Regions from separate parts of the Mus musculus genome. Here regions 2 and 3 are each linked to region 1. Evidence: chromatin loops called from intact Hi-C (ENCODE). Cell type or tissue: gastrocnemius. All regions are shown on one strand.

What was found. A loop is a pair of places that touch in the nucleus more often than their neighbours do. Peaks named below come from ENCODE experiments on the same cell type or tissue, not always from the same donor. Only the 100,000 strongest peaks of a DNase experiment are listed, where the experiment ranks them.
Region 2: a loop joins it to region 1, with 3 times the contacts of the local background. A loop is called at or near these places in 9 of 42 quality-filtered maps.
Region 3: it touches region 1 in a loop (7-fold over the local background); 14 of 42 quality-filtered maps call a loop at or near these places.

What each region holds. Positions count from the first base shown.
Region 1 is chr8:105,928,416-105,932,415 of GRCm38, reverse strand. Pskh1 (protein serine kinase H1) reads right to left here. Exons shown (of 3, transcript NM_173432.2): 3 at 614-2,765. The coding sequence ends at 2,448. Ctrl (chymotrypsin-like) reads left to right here. Exons shown (of 7, transcript NM_023182.2): 6 at 1-116; 7 at 200-422. The coding sequence ends at 361. Among named protein-coding and RNA genes, the nearest start is that of Ctrl, 3.4 kb to the left of the region's middle. In gastrocnemius, no CTCF peak of the experiment used is centred here; a DNase peak (open chromatin) is centred at 1,576; H3K27ac peaks cover 247 bases.
Region 2 is chr8:105,852,992-105,856,991 of GRCm38, reverse strand. Thap11 (THAP domain containing 11) reads right to left here and starts at 1,889. Exons shown (of 1, transcript NM_021513.2): 1 at 42-1,889. The coding sequence starts at 1,631. The coding sequence ends at 714. It also overlaps a transcript of Cenpt not described here. In gastrocnemius, a CTCF peak has its summit at 2,199; DNase peaks (open chromatin) are centred at 994, 1,907, 2,174 and 2,510; H3K4me3 peaks cover 2,544 bases; H3K27ac peaks cover 2,528 bases.
Region 3 is chr8:105,833,064-105,837,063 of GRCm38, reverse strand. Tsnaxip1 (translin-associated factor X (Tsnax) interacting protein 1) reads right to left here. Exons shown (of 16, transcript NM_024445.4): 2 at 3,524-3,605. It also overlaps a transcript of Ranbp10 not described here. Among named protein-coding and RNA genes, the nearest start is that of Tsnaxip1, 7.3 kb to the right of the region's middle. In gastrocnemius, a CTCF peak has its summit at 1,539 (motif pointing left); a DNase peak (open chromatin) is centred at 1,520; H3K27ac peaks cover 269 bases.

The DNA of each region.
Region 1 (4,000 bases):
GCCTGCAGCAAGTTGTTCTACCCCTGGTCACTGTGAATCAGTGTCGGCAGTACTGGGGTGCACGCATTACCGATGCCATGATATGTGCAGGTGGCTCAGGCGCCTCCTCATGTCAGGTAAGCACCCTGTCCTCCGCACTGTCCAGTGGGACACGTCCCCAAACTGCCATGCTGACTTCTCCCCTTTTCTTCCCTTTCAGGGTGACTCAGGAGGCCCTCTTGTCTGCCAGAAGGGAAACACCTGGGTGCTTATTGGGATTGTCTCCTGGGGCACTAAGAACTGCAACATACAAGCACCGGCCATGTACACTCGGGTCAGCAAGTTCAGTACCTGGATCAACCAAGTCATGGCCTACAACTAAACTGTCCACAGATCCGTTCCCCATCTCAATCTAATAAACATACTCGTCTCAGTTTCTCTTGGGTACCCTCGTCTTTCATCATGGCTTAGTGGGAAGGTGAGGCTCCTGAGGGCTCTACCCTTGACTTGGACTTTGTCTTCTGGTACAGCACCAGCTGAGGAGTCAGGATCTTCCTGCAATAATCAGCCCAGAGAGTGGCCCTTACTCTTCCTTTTTGAACAATCCACTAGTCCCATGGCACAGTCAGCGTGGTCAGAAAAAATGGCAGCCTTCCCTGAGGGAGGGCAGCCTGTTTATTGGATACAGAAGATACATTTACAGAGTACACAAATAAATAACTGCAGTCTCCATCCATGGTCCATGGCATGAAGGCCTGGTGGACCTATCAAAGGCCCGGACACTAAACTCCCTCTGTCTTATCCTCACAACCAGACCTACTTTGGGCAAGAGAAAAAATAAATCCCCATTGGTTCACACCCCCAGGGATTCCTGGGGAACTGGTAGGTGGGGGAACTCTGAGGCTTTGGCTCTCCACTGCCTCCTACCCAGGGGGAGGGGTGTGTGAAGAGAGCATATAGAAGGCACAGTTGACTTGGCACAGAGTGGTCTCTTTGGTTTAGTTTCCCAGTGGAGGTGGCATATGTAGAAAAGAGCGCCTCGCCCAAGGCTGCCTCCTGAGAGGAGCTGAGTGGAGCTAGACTCTTCCTGCTGACAGGCTCTTAATCTAGCCAAGGCCCAAGCTAGGCTCTGCCTGGCCCCTTCCTACCCACTGAGAGCAGCTACAGATGGAGGGAGGTTGCATTCCAGCCTAACAGTGGTAGAGAGCCCACGACAGCTATAGGGACTGTTGTGGCTCAGTCCCTTGGGAAAGCTGCCCCTGTAACCCTACCCTACCTCCCAGCCTGAGACTCGGTGGGGCCAGCCTGGAAAGTTAATGCTATGAAAAGAAACGGGCACAGGGCAAATAGGGCAAGGCCAGCTCTTACAGCAAGGTCAGCACCCAAGGCACCCAGGGTTCAGAGGCAGGTAACACAGTACGGCTAAGTTCCAGGGTGAGGTTTGGAGAAACTGAGCAGAAGAGGAGTTGAGCAGCCCAGGACTCTCCCCCAATTCAGCAACGCCTTTCTTTCCTAGTCCGTTTAGAGGGCTGTGGGTTTGCAAGGTTGTGCATCCGTCACCACCCCCTCCCCTGGCCACCTATACCCAGACCAGACACGAGGTGGCGCAATGGAGCTATAAAGGAGGGCCAGGCAGCTCCAGAAGGAAGCAGCAAAGGGCAGTACAGCAAAGGACAGAACAAAGGTTGATGAGGAGGTTCTGAGGAGGACCTTCCTCAGGCACATCCACCCCCAGGTAGCAGCACGGAGCTCCCTTAACCCCTCACTGTTGGGAAGGAGGCAGCTGGGGAATGAAATGGCGTCCTCCTGGTGGAGAGACAGGCGACAGTGGGCTCTGCAAAGGCACGGAGGGTGACAGACAGGATTCCTCTCATAGAGAGGCTGGAGCCTGAGGTCAAGGGCCATGCCACAGTCTCTACAGCCAGAGGTCCTGGCAAGTCTGGGGACTAGAAGGTGTCCCCGGTGGCACCATGAAGACAGACAGATCTTGGCTGGGGGAGAGAGGGTTGCTGGAGACTAACTGGAGCTAAAGGACTAAAGGACTAATGAGGCGAGTTAGCTACGGCACAAGCCAGACCTCCCACTGGAGCATAATCTTAAGGATTGGCATGGCAGAGGATGTGGGAGCTAGACAAAGCTCTGTGGAGGGAAGGGGGTTATAAAAGGAATGGGTAAAGAGTCCTGAGCCATAGGACCCTTCTACCCAACACAGTAGCCCCGCTTGGTCCAAGAAAGTGGCAAAAATTAAAGAGATCAGTGGAGACTCAGTCCTGCCACCATTCCATCCTAACAGGCCAGGCCTGTGATAGGAGGTAGGGGCTACTAAAGGTACAGAGAGGAGCTGGGTCCAGACATACCCTACATACTGCTGGGCATGAGGTCTAGCTATAGAGAAGGTATTAGGCCCAGGTGACATGGCAGAAAGTGTCCAGATGAGACACTAGTGTGTCCATGTCATAGCTGGTGGCTCAGCCGTTATACTGCTGTTGATAGCGCAGGTTAAGCTCCCGCAGTTCGCGCTCCCGAACACGGCGTGACTTGTTGGAACGAGTGGAGCGGCTGGAACGCGTGGACTGGGAAGACTTGGTGCTCTGGCAACGAGAGGAAGCCCGCTTGAGGAGATTCTGGGAGATGGATCGGTGCAGATTCTTCATGGATGAAGAGGCTGCCATGCTTACTACCCATGGGTGTCTTAGGGCCTGCAGTGCAGTCATCCGGGCTCCAGGGTCCACGGTCAGCAGGCGGTCAATGAAGTCCTTGGCCAGATTAGATACACTAGGCCAGGGCTAGAAAGCAAGGCCAAGCATTAGTGTGAGCAGACGCAGCACCGCCCTCCCATGGGGATGGTGCCACACCACAGAATCAGGATCCACCCAGCACCTGTGCACTGTCTAGACAGGCAGCACCTCTCCTCTCGTGCCTGCAGCATTCTGAACCTCCTTCCCTGAGTGCTGACTCAGGTCCCTGAGCAAGCGATGCTTGATGCCTGGTGGAGTCTGGCAGAGGAAAAGGACCTGTCATCTACCCTAGGCAGGGAACTTAAGTGTTCTACACCCAAAGGCTGGCTATAAAAGACGGCCCCTTACCAGACCCCTAATCTATCCTAGGGAGCTTTTTGTTTGTTTTTGTTGTTTTGTTTTTGAAACATGGTCTCTTTGTATAGAGCCCTGCCTAGCCTAGAACTCAACATGGAGACCAGGCTAGCCTGTAACTTACAGAGATCCATATACCTGCCCCTTTTCCCTTTTTCAGGTATACGCGTGTGTACCCGAGTACATGAATATGTACCACATAGATACAGGTGCCATCCAATGGAGGAGAGATGGAACAGGAGTTACAGGCAGCTGTGAGCTCCTATGTGAGTACTGGGAACTGAACTGTACTCCGTGAGAACCGTTCTTAACTGCTCACCTAGAGTTTTGGGGAGTGAGCCAAATTTTCTCACCATAACTAAGCTCCAACAACCATCTGTCTGTACCAGGCCAAGTAGAGGGGAACTTTTTATTTAGCCTTACTGAGAGGGTCTCACCTCCAAACTTCCAAGAAATTCCCTGCCTCAGCCTGAGCCTCCTGGCCACCAAGAGAAAATAAAATAACATTTAATCTATCTATATTTTTCAGGCTGGTAATAGGGTAGTATAATGGTTGTTCCTAGTTGTTAACTTGACTATGTCTGGAATGAACTACAATCCAGAATTGGATGGCTCACCTGTGATCCAGATCTTAAGGCTGGAAGATTCAAGTTTCTAACCTGGATCTTGACATGGAGATCTTGAAGCATAGTGGCTACAAAAAGCTTAGGCCCAGTCAAGGTAGTACACACCTTTAATCCCAGTAGACTAAGGCAAGGAGATCTCTAAATTCAAGGTCCGCCTGGGACAAAACAAATCCCTGATCCAGACGTGGTGGTGCACACCTTTAATCTGGAGACCTACATAAGGACACTGGAAGAAGGAAGATTCGTTCTTTTTCACCTGCTTGCATTTACTTCCACGCACATCTGTTGGAACCTACTTTTACA
Region 2 (4,000 bases), 75 kb after region 1:
ACACTTAGCTTTAATTAAAAAAAAAAAGTCGAAACCCAAATAAAAACCTTACTTTTTTGTTTAATTTGTTTTGCCAAACAGTGAAAACTTCAGTCTAATTGTACAGAAAATAGAATTTGTAACCAGTAGCAAACATAACGAGATAAACCTAAGTCCCTGGTGAGCTGGATCTCCATCAGCAAGTCACCCAGAGCCCTCTCATAAATGACCTTCTGGGTAGAGAGGTCCTAAGAGACAGAGGCACAGATCAGCTAGTCCCCATCAGAATCACAGACTGCACCTGAACCGGGTAGCATGGAAAGGAGAAACGATGTTACTGAGATCTCTTATCACTACACACAGCAAAGCTGTCTCTGATTGCTGGCCAACCTGAAGAAGTGGTTTCCTCAAACCCACAGTCCCTTAAGAGTTCCATCTGCACCCCCTCCAGGGTAAGTTCCAAGTTCAGTGGTTCTGAAGCCTGTGTATAACCAGAATCTGCAACATAAACTGGGGAGTGAGAGACAAAGTCATAACTGCTGGTGTCACCAGATTCTGAAGTCCCCAACTCTTACTTCACGAGGAGACGAAAGAAGGTGCCAACTGACCAACTGGAGTCCCGCTGTCCTAAACCTCGGCACTGTCAACAGGAATACTGGGGAGTACAACATTTGCCTGAGGATTCCTTGGGCTGGAAGGAGTCACGAATTCTGCAGGTTTCTGGGGGGAACCATTCACATGCCGTGCTTCTTACGGATGACAGCCATGGCAAGCAGACGATCCTTCTCTCGAAGTTCTTCACGGAGCTTGGCCTCGGTGAGACGCAGATGGCGGATGCTACCCTTCATCTCCTTCATCTTCACTTCCATCAGGGCCAAGATGTCCCGCTGCTCGTTCAGCTTGCGCAGGAGCTCCTCCTCCGTGGTACCCGAGGACAAGGAGTACGAGTGGTCAGAGCCAGTGTCAGGGAAGCCCTCTTCCCCTACCACCACCAGCTGAGGGCCCAGAGTGCACTCAGCGGCCTCCAGCCCAGCCGTAGCAGCCTCTAGCTCTGAGGCGGCGGCAGCGGCGGCTGCCCCTTCAGCAGCTGCAAACTCGACTTGCACTGTGAGGTCGATGGGCTTCACATCATCTCCCGAGGGAGTCGTGGACACGGGAACCACGGATCCCGGAGCCTGGTTGCTGTCTACGGCGGCCTGAAGCGTAAGAAGCACAGCTGCAGAGGCAGACACCAGGTTCGGCTGCAACTGGGTGGTCTGGGCAGTGGAGGAGGACGGAGACGGCTGCTGCTGTTGCAGCTGCTGCTGTTGCTGCTGCTGCTGTTGTTGTTGCTGCTGCTGCTGCCTACGGCGGGCTGCCGCAGCTCCCGCAGGTCTCCGAGCTACTTTGCGCTCATTGACGCCACGCAGCGGGAAAATGGTGGGAACGCGCACCGTGTAGGTCTTGCGGCCGCCCTGAAAGTGGACGCTGCAGAGACGGTGGCCGGTGGTGGGTTGGAAGGTGGAGAAGCACCCACTGACGCCAGCACGGGACACGTTCTTGAGCCAGAGGCGCCGCAACTCAGCGTCCTTGGGAAACGTGTAGAAGTGCAGCGCCTTGTCCCGGTGTGAATTGTTGTAGCAGCCCGGAACGCAGCACGTAAAGCCAGGCATGGCTGCGACGCGCGGCCCGGCCCACCGGCCTCTCGAGCTCTTCGACGGCCGGGTCTGGCCCCTGTCTCAGCTCCTCGACGGGCGGCGCCGCGCGAGGCTCTCAGAGGCCTCTCACTATTGCCGCCCGGCGCAGTCGTCCCGGGCCGAGGCCCCGTGCCCAGAATATGGTTGCGGACCGCCCGCGCCGCGCTACCCACCCGGCCGTCCGCCTGCGCTTCGGAGTCGGCCCGGGGGACGCCGCGAAGGACCGCCTGGAAAGGAGGACTACGCCCCCCACAATGCACTGCGCCAGAAGCCTCTCACTTCCGGGATGGGGCGGGCTTATTCCGGCGGCTTTCCTGGACACCGCGATATCCTGTTCAGAGTCGATTATTTTCCAGATGAAGCTCGTCCTAAGCGAAAGGTAAAAATGTATTCGAATGGAACGTTATGGCATGGGCTACCCTTCACAAGGATCCGGAATCCTGATGGTACCGGGCGCGTGCCTGGTGAGCGCAAGCGCTCTGGGTATAAGAACACAAAGACTACAAGTTCCATGATGCCTCAGAAGAACGTTTTGGTGCGGCCGCGGGCTGCAGCGCCTCCTAAAGGAGAGGTGGAGTTCCTGCAGACCAGGATTTGAATGAGGTTCTGCAGCTTGCTATAAAAAACACCCCACCCCACCCCACCCCCGACCCCCAGTACCTTGGAGTGGACTGCATTCTTTAGCCTAGAGGAAACCCGAGTCCTCCCAGAAGAACTTCTGGAGTCAATTTCTTATATTGGGAGCACTCTCCCGACTCTCAGCTACCTCTTACATGGATGGACTCACTGACCTAAACCATGTCCCTACTAGCTGCTTACAATGTGCCAGACAGTGAAGGGAAAACACATTCAAGGCAATTGGTGGCACACGCCATTAATCCCAGCACTTAGGAGGCAGAGGCGGAGGCAGATTTCTGAGTTCGCGGCCAGCCTGGTCTAAAGAGTGAGTTCCAGGACAGCCAGGGCTACACAGAGAAACCCTGTCTCGAAAAAAAAACAAAAAACAAAAACCAACCAAACAAACCAATATATAAATATCGTATAATATTTTTCACATTTATTAATTTTAAAAACATTCAAAGTAATGGGAGATATGTTTATACATATATCATGTGTGAGAGTGGGGGAGTAATGTTTGCATTTATGCATGTTCATATGTGTGCCAGTGAGTGTCAATTTCTGGGTATCATTCATTCCTCAAGGCCCTTGGCCTTTTCTTTTTTCTTTTTTTTTTTTTTTTTTTGAGACAGGATTTCTCTGTGTAGCCCTGGCTGTCCTGGAACTCACTCTGTAGACCAGGCTGGCCTCGAACTCAGAAATCCACCTGCCTCTGCCTCCCAAGTGCTGGGATTAAAGGCGTATGCCACCACGCCGGCTGGCCTTTTCATTTTAGGCTGGCTGGCCAGTTAGCTGCAGGGATGCACCTCTAGCACTGCCATTATAGGCATGGGACACAATGCTTGGTATTTTTTTTATTTATTTATTTTTGGTTTTTCAAGACAGGTTTTCTCTGTGTAGTCCTTGCTGTCCTGAAACTCCCTCTATAGACCAAGCTGGCCTCGAACTCAGAAATCAGCCTGCCTCTGCCTCCTAAGTGCTGGGATTAAAGGCCTGTGCCACCACTGCCCTGCTCATGCCTGGCTTTTTAACTTGTGAGGAAGAATCACATTGATTCAAACCCACAAAGCATTAAAGAAGATACTCAATTTGACTCTACCTTCAGTACATAAATAGCCTTTAACATACTCATGGACATTCAAATAATATCTAGTAAGTTGAAAGTAGGGACTGTGCCTGGTCTTCAGCACCAAAAGCAAACAAAGTGCGCAATTTCTCCCCAGCACTGTCTTACCTATCCTCTGGACTTGGCATCTCTAGTGAAAAGCAAGAATCATATTGCATGTCTCTGCTTCTAATCTTGGGTCCTCTACATCTGTTTCCCTTGTGACTGCCAAAGAAAATCTGACAAGCCATGGGTCGCTCAAGGGGGCTGGAGAAATGGCTCAGGGTTTAAGAACACTGACTGCTCTCTGGAAGGTTCTGAGTTCAAATCCCAGCAACCACAGGCATGAATCACAAGTTCAAGGTCATCATCTGCTGCGTGGAAAGTCTGAGGCAAGTCTGAACTACATACAACCTGTCTCAAAACAAAACAACAGTCGGGCGGTGGGGCACACGCCTTTAATCCCAGCACTTGGGAAGCAGAGGTAGGCAGATTTCTGAGTTCGAGGCCAGCCTGGTCTACAGAGTGAGTTCCAGGACAGCCAGGGCAATACAGAGAAACCCTGTCTCAAAAAAAACAAAAAACAAAACAAAAACAAAAAAAAAACCCAAAACCTGTCTCA
Region 3 (4,000 bases), 95 kb after region 1:
CAGGACCACCTTACACATGTTAGGTAAACACTGTACTACTGAGCTGTATTCACAGCCTCTTCCTCTTCTAATATTCTTCTGCATCCACACACACACACATATACACACAATCTTGCTACATGGCCCATGGTGGCTTTACACTTGAGACCTTGCCTCCAGTTCCTATATGCTGAGATCACAGGGATATGCCAGTATACCCAGCTATACAGACGTCATTAATATGGTCCATAGTTAAGACTCTGGTCTTTTAGTTATAGATGGTTAGGATTAAATCTCACATCTTCCTTATTAGCAGTGAGACCACAATTTAACGTCTCTGAGCCTCAGACTTTTCATCTGTAAAGTAGGGATAACAGCAGTCAGCATCCTAACGTATGAGTCAAGGATGTTGGGAGAAAACTGTGTAGTGCCTGCTAGGAACCCAGTAAATGCAAGTTCTACTCTTCTATATTGTCAGGAAACACCGAATGCCTGTACTATGACAAACAAATCTGAATACTGGAGAGCCCCAATCCCTTCCTTTTGGCACTGTACAACATGCCAAAAGCGGAAAGAAATAGGAGAGGAGGGTAAGTCAGGCTAATGCCTAGATGGATAAGACAGGCAGGACTACAGAGATGTAGTAAATGGAACATGCAAGGAGACTGGGGTGCATCCTTTCGGGAGGAAGAAGGAGGTGAGGGTCCCCTGGTGAATGGGGTTTCATTTTGATCCATTATCAGATGCATGTGGTACCAAGTGGTATGTATGGCTTTTTAAAAAAATCTTTTCATGCTGGGCGTGGTGGCGCACGCCTTTAATCCCAGCACTCGGGAGGCAGAGGCAGGCGGATTTCTGAGTTCGAGGCCAGCCTGGTCTACAGAGCGAGTTCCAGGACAGCCAGGACTACACAGAGAAACCCTGTCACGAAATAACCAGAAAACAAAACAAAACAACAACAACAACAAAAAACCCCCAACAACAAAACCTCAGGGAAACCATTCAGGTGGGGGTGTGTGTGTGGCAGGGAGTGAAGCAAGCAAGCAAAGAAATGACTTTCTAAGTGTGGTGGCTCGCGGCTGTAAAATGGTAAAATGCCAAAGCAGAACTGCTGATTGGTGAGCCAGTCTATCCCAACAAACCACCTTTTTGCATAGTTGTCGGGAGTGGCCTGTAATCCCAGCATCCTGCTTAGGAGTGGAAGCAGAAAGAGCATGCGTGTGATACCACTGTGTCAGACTGTCTCAAACAACAGAAGTGGAGACACCTGGGCTCATTTTTGAATTTTTGAGTTTGGAAAGTGTTTCAGGTTTCCAAAAAGAGAGGAAATCTGCTTTTTCAGCTGGAGAAAAGATGGACACCTTACTTTGATTTGCGCAGGCGAATGAAAACGCTGTACTCCGTGGAAGTGGCTGCTTCTTTGGGGGGGGGAGGGGGCAGGAGCGGGGAGGGGAGGGCAGGGGTGTTAGCGTCTGCCCAAGGGCTGTTAGAATGCTCACGATGTTCCTCTGAGTTCCCTGCTCTTTGCTTCCCCCTGCAGGTAAAAACTGGAGGTTGCCCCACTTCCGGGAGATGGCTGGAGGAACAGCTCCTTCTGGTAGTTGGTGACACAGAGGGGAAAAAAAAGTGCTTGGACTGCAGGTCTACATTGAGTTGGGCATCAGATCAGAAAGCTGGCTGAGACCAGAATGGAACTGGAGGTCGCCTTACAGGAACGTGGCTGATCGTGTTCTCTAGAGAGACCATATTTGCCTCCTTCTCCTTAGACAGGGCCTGGCAGTTCCCAGCTTCATAACATATATGGCCTATATGTTCCCAAATGAACACAGTCACACAATGAAAGCAGCACAGCACCCATAGTGTCCCATTGTCAACTAGAGCCTTAAACTGCGCTTTTATATGTATGTGTGTGTGTGTGTGTGTGTGTGTATATATATATATATATATACATACATACATATATATATATATATATATACATATATACATACATACCTATACACACACATATACATACACACACACACATATATATATATATACATATACATACATGTATATATGTATATACACACACATACACATATAAACTGGAGTTTACAGAGTTAGGAACAGGACCCTGGTCAAGAGTAGCAAGTGCGGGGCTGGTGAGATGGCTCAGTGGGTAAGAGTACCCGACTGCTCTTCCGAAGGTCCGGAGTTCAAATCCCAGCAACCACATGGTGGCTCACAACCATCTGTAACAAGATCTGACGCCCTCTTCTGGAGTGTCTGAAGACAGCTACAGTGTACTTACATATAATGAATAAATAAATCTTAAAAAAAAAAAAAGAGTAGCAAGTGCTCTTAAGCACTGTGATAGCCACTCTAGCCCCTTCAAAGAAGACATTTTCCTCTGAGATCTGAACAATGGTTATTTGTTGTCTGAATTACAACAACCCTATGTCAAATTAACAAGAGCTCCAAAGAGGAACGAGGCAGGCTCAGTGGAAAGGGCTTTCATAGCATGTGTTTGATCCAAGACATTGAAAAAGAAAATCCAAAACAAAGCTAAAATAGTTAGGTAATAAGGCAGTTTTCCCTTTTGGGAAGGGAAGAGGAAAAGAGAAAGGGTTTTGAGTGGGATCTTTCTATGTAGCCCAAGTTGGCCATGAACTCAAAAGCTTCATGTTCCAGCCTCCCAAGTGCTGGAATTAATAAGGGTGTGCCACCATTCTTAGCTGACCACACTTATTTTTATACAAATACTTTTTAAAGAAAGGGTCTCTCTCATGTAGCCCAGGCTGGCTTAGAGCTTACTATGAAGCTCCAGATGGGCTTTAAACTTATAGCAATCTTCCTTAGCCTTCCAAGTGCCAGGGTTACAGGTGTGAGACACTGTGCTTGGTCTATACAAAAAATTTAAAAGACAGGAACCTGGAACTCAGAACCAAACCCAACAGAGAAATACTCTGTACTGTGTCTTTACATGCTTGTTCATAAGTATTTACAGAATTCAAGTACTATACCAGACCTAAAACCATAAAGACAAAAGGTTCAGGTGACAGCAGACAGTGTCTGATACACACAGCTGCTGATACACACAGCTGCTGATACACACAACTGCTGATACACACAGCTGCTGATACACACAGCTGCTGATACACACAGCTGCTGATACACACAGCTGCTGATACACACAGCTGCTGATACACACAGCTGCTGATACACACAGCTGCTGATACACACAGCTGCTGATACACACAGCTGCTGCTGATGAAATGGAAGTCCATTCCCGAAAGGTGAGTTACAAAGTGAAGGGTGCGGAGGGAAGGGGCTGAGTCTTTTCTGCCTAGAACAGCTTGGGCCCACTTTCAGATCAGTGGGAAGGATGAGCCTGCCTCACCTTCTCTTCCAGAGCATGGGGAACCTGGCTTCTGGGAGGGAGTCACATTTCTCTGATTGGGAAGAAGCTAGTCTGCTAGGTTATGCTTTTGGGTTGTATGTGGAACAGACAGGTTGTAGAGGGTGACGTGTGGGGTTCCAAAAGAAGAGCATCACTAACCAGTGTCCTTCGTTTCTGAGAAAGCTTGCGTTTCTCAATGCCCTTGGCTTCCGGAGTCCCTCCTGAAGCTTGTATACTTATTCTGCATAGAAAAGAAGCTGTGGTGGGTGACAGAGCCCATAAAGAGGAGATCCTTCCGTCCTCTGACCCTTCCCGAATCCATAGGGCATGACTCTCTCTTCCTTTTAAATCTCTCTCTGTCTCTGTGTGTGTCTGCTTGTGAGTCTGTGCACTTTGCTTATGTGGACAGGTACTGGCACAGTCCAAAAGAGGGCATTGTTTAATGGCTTGAAAGAGTCTGGGGGCCTGGTACCTGGGGTTTCAAAAGGATCAGGTTTGAGCAAATCATTTAACCTTCTTTAGCAATTTTCTCTTAAAGAAACAGACAATTCTTATTCTTCTCCCACTAGTTTTGTAAAGGTTAAATATGAGTGAGTTAAGCAGCAGGTGGTAGTGACACAAGCCTTTAATGCTAGC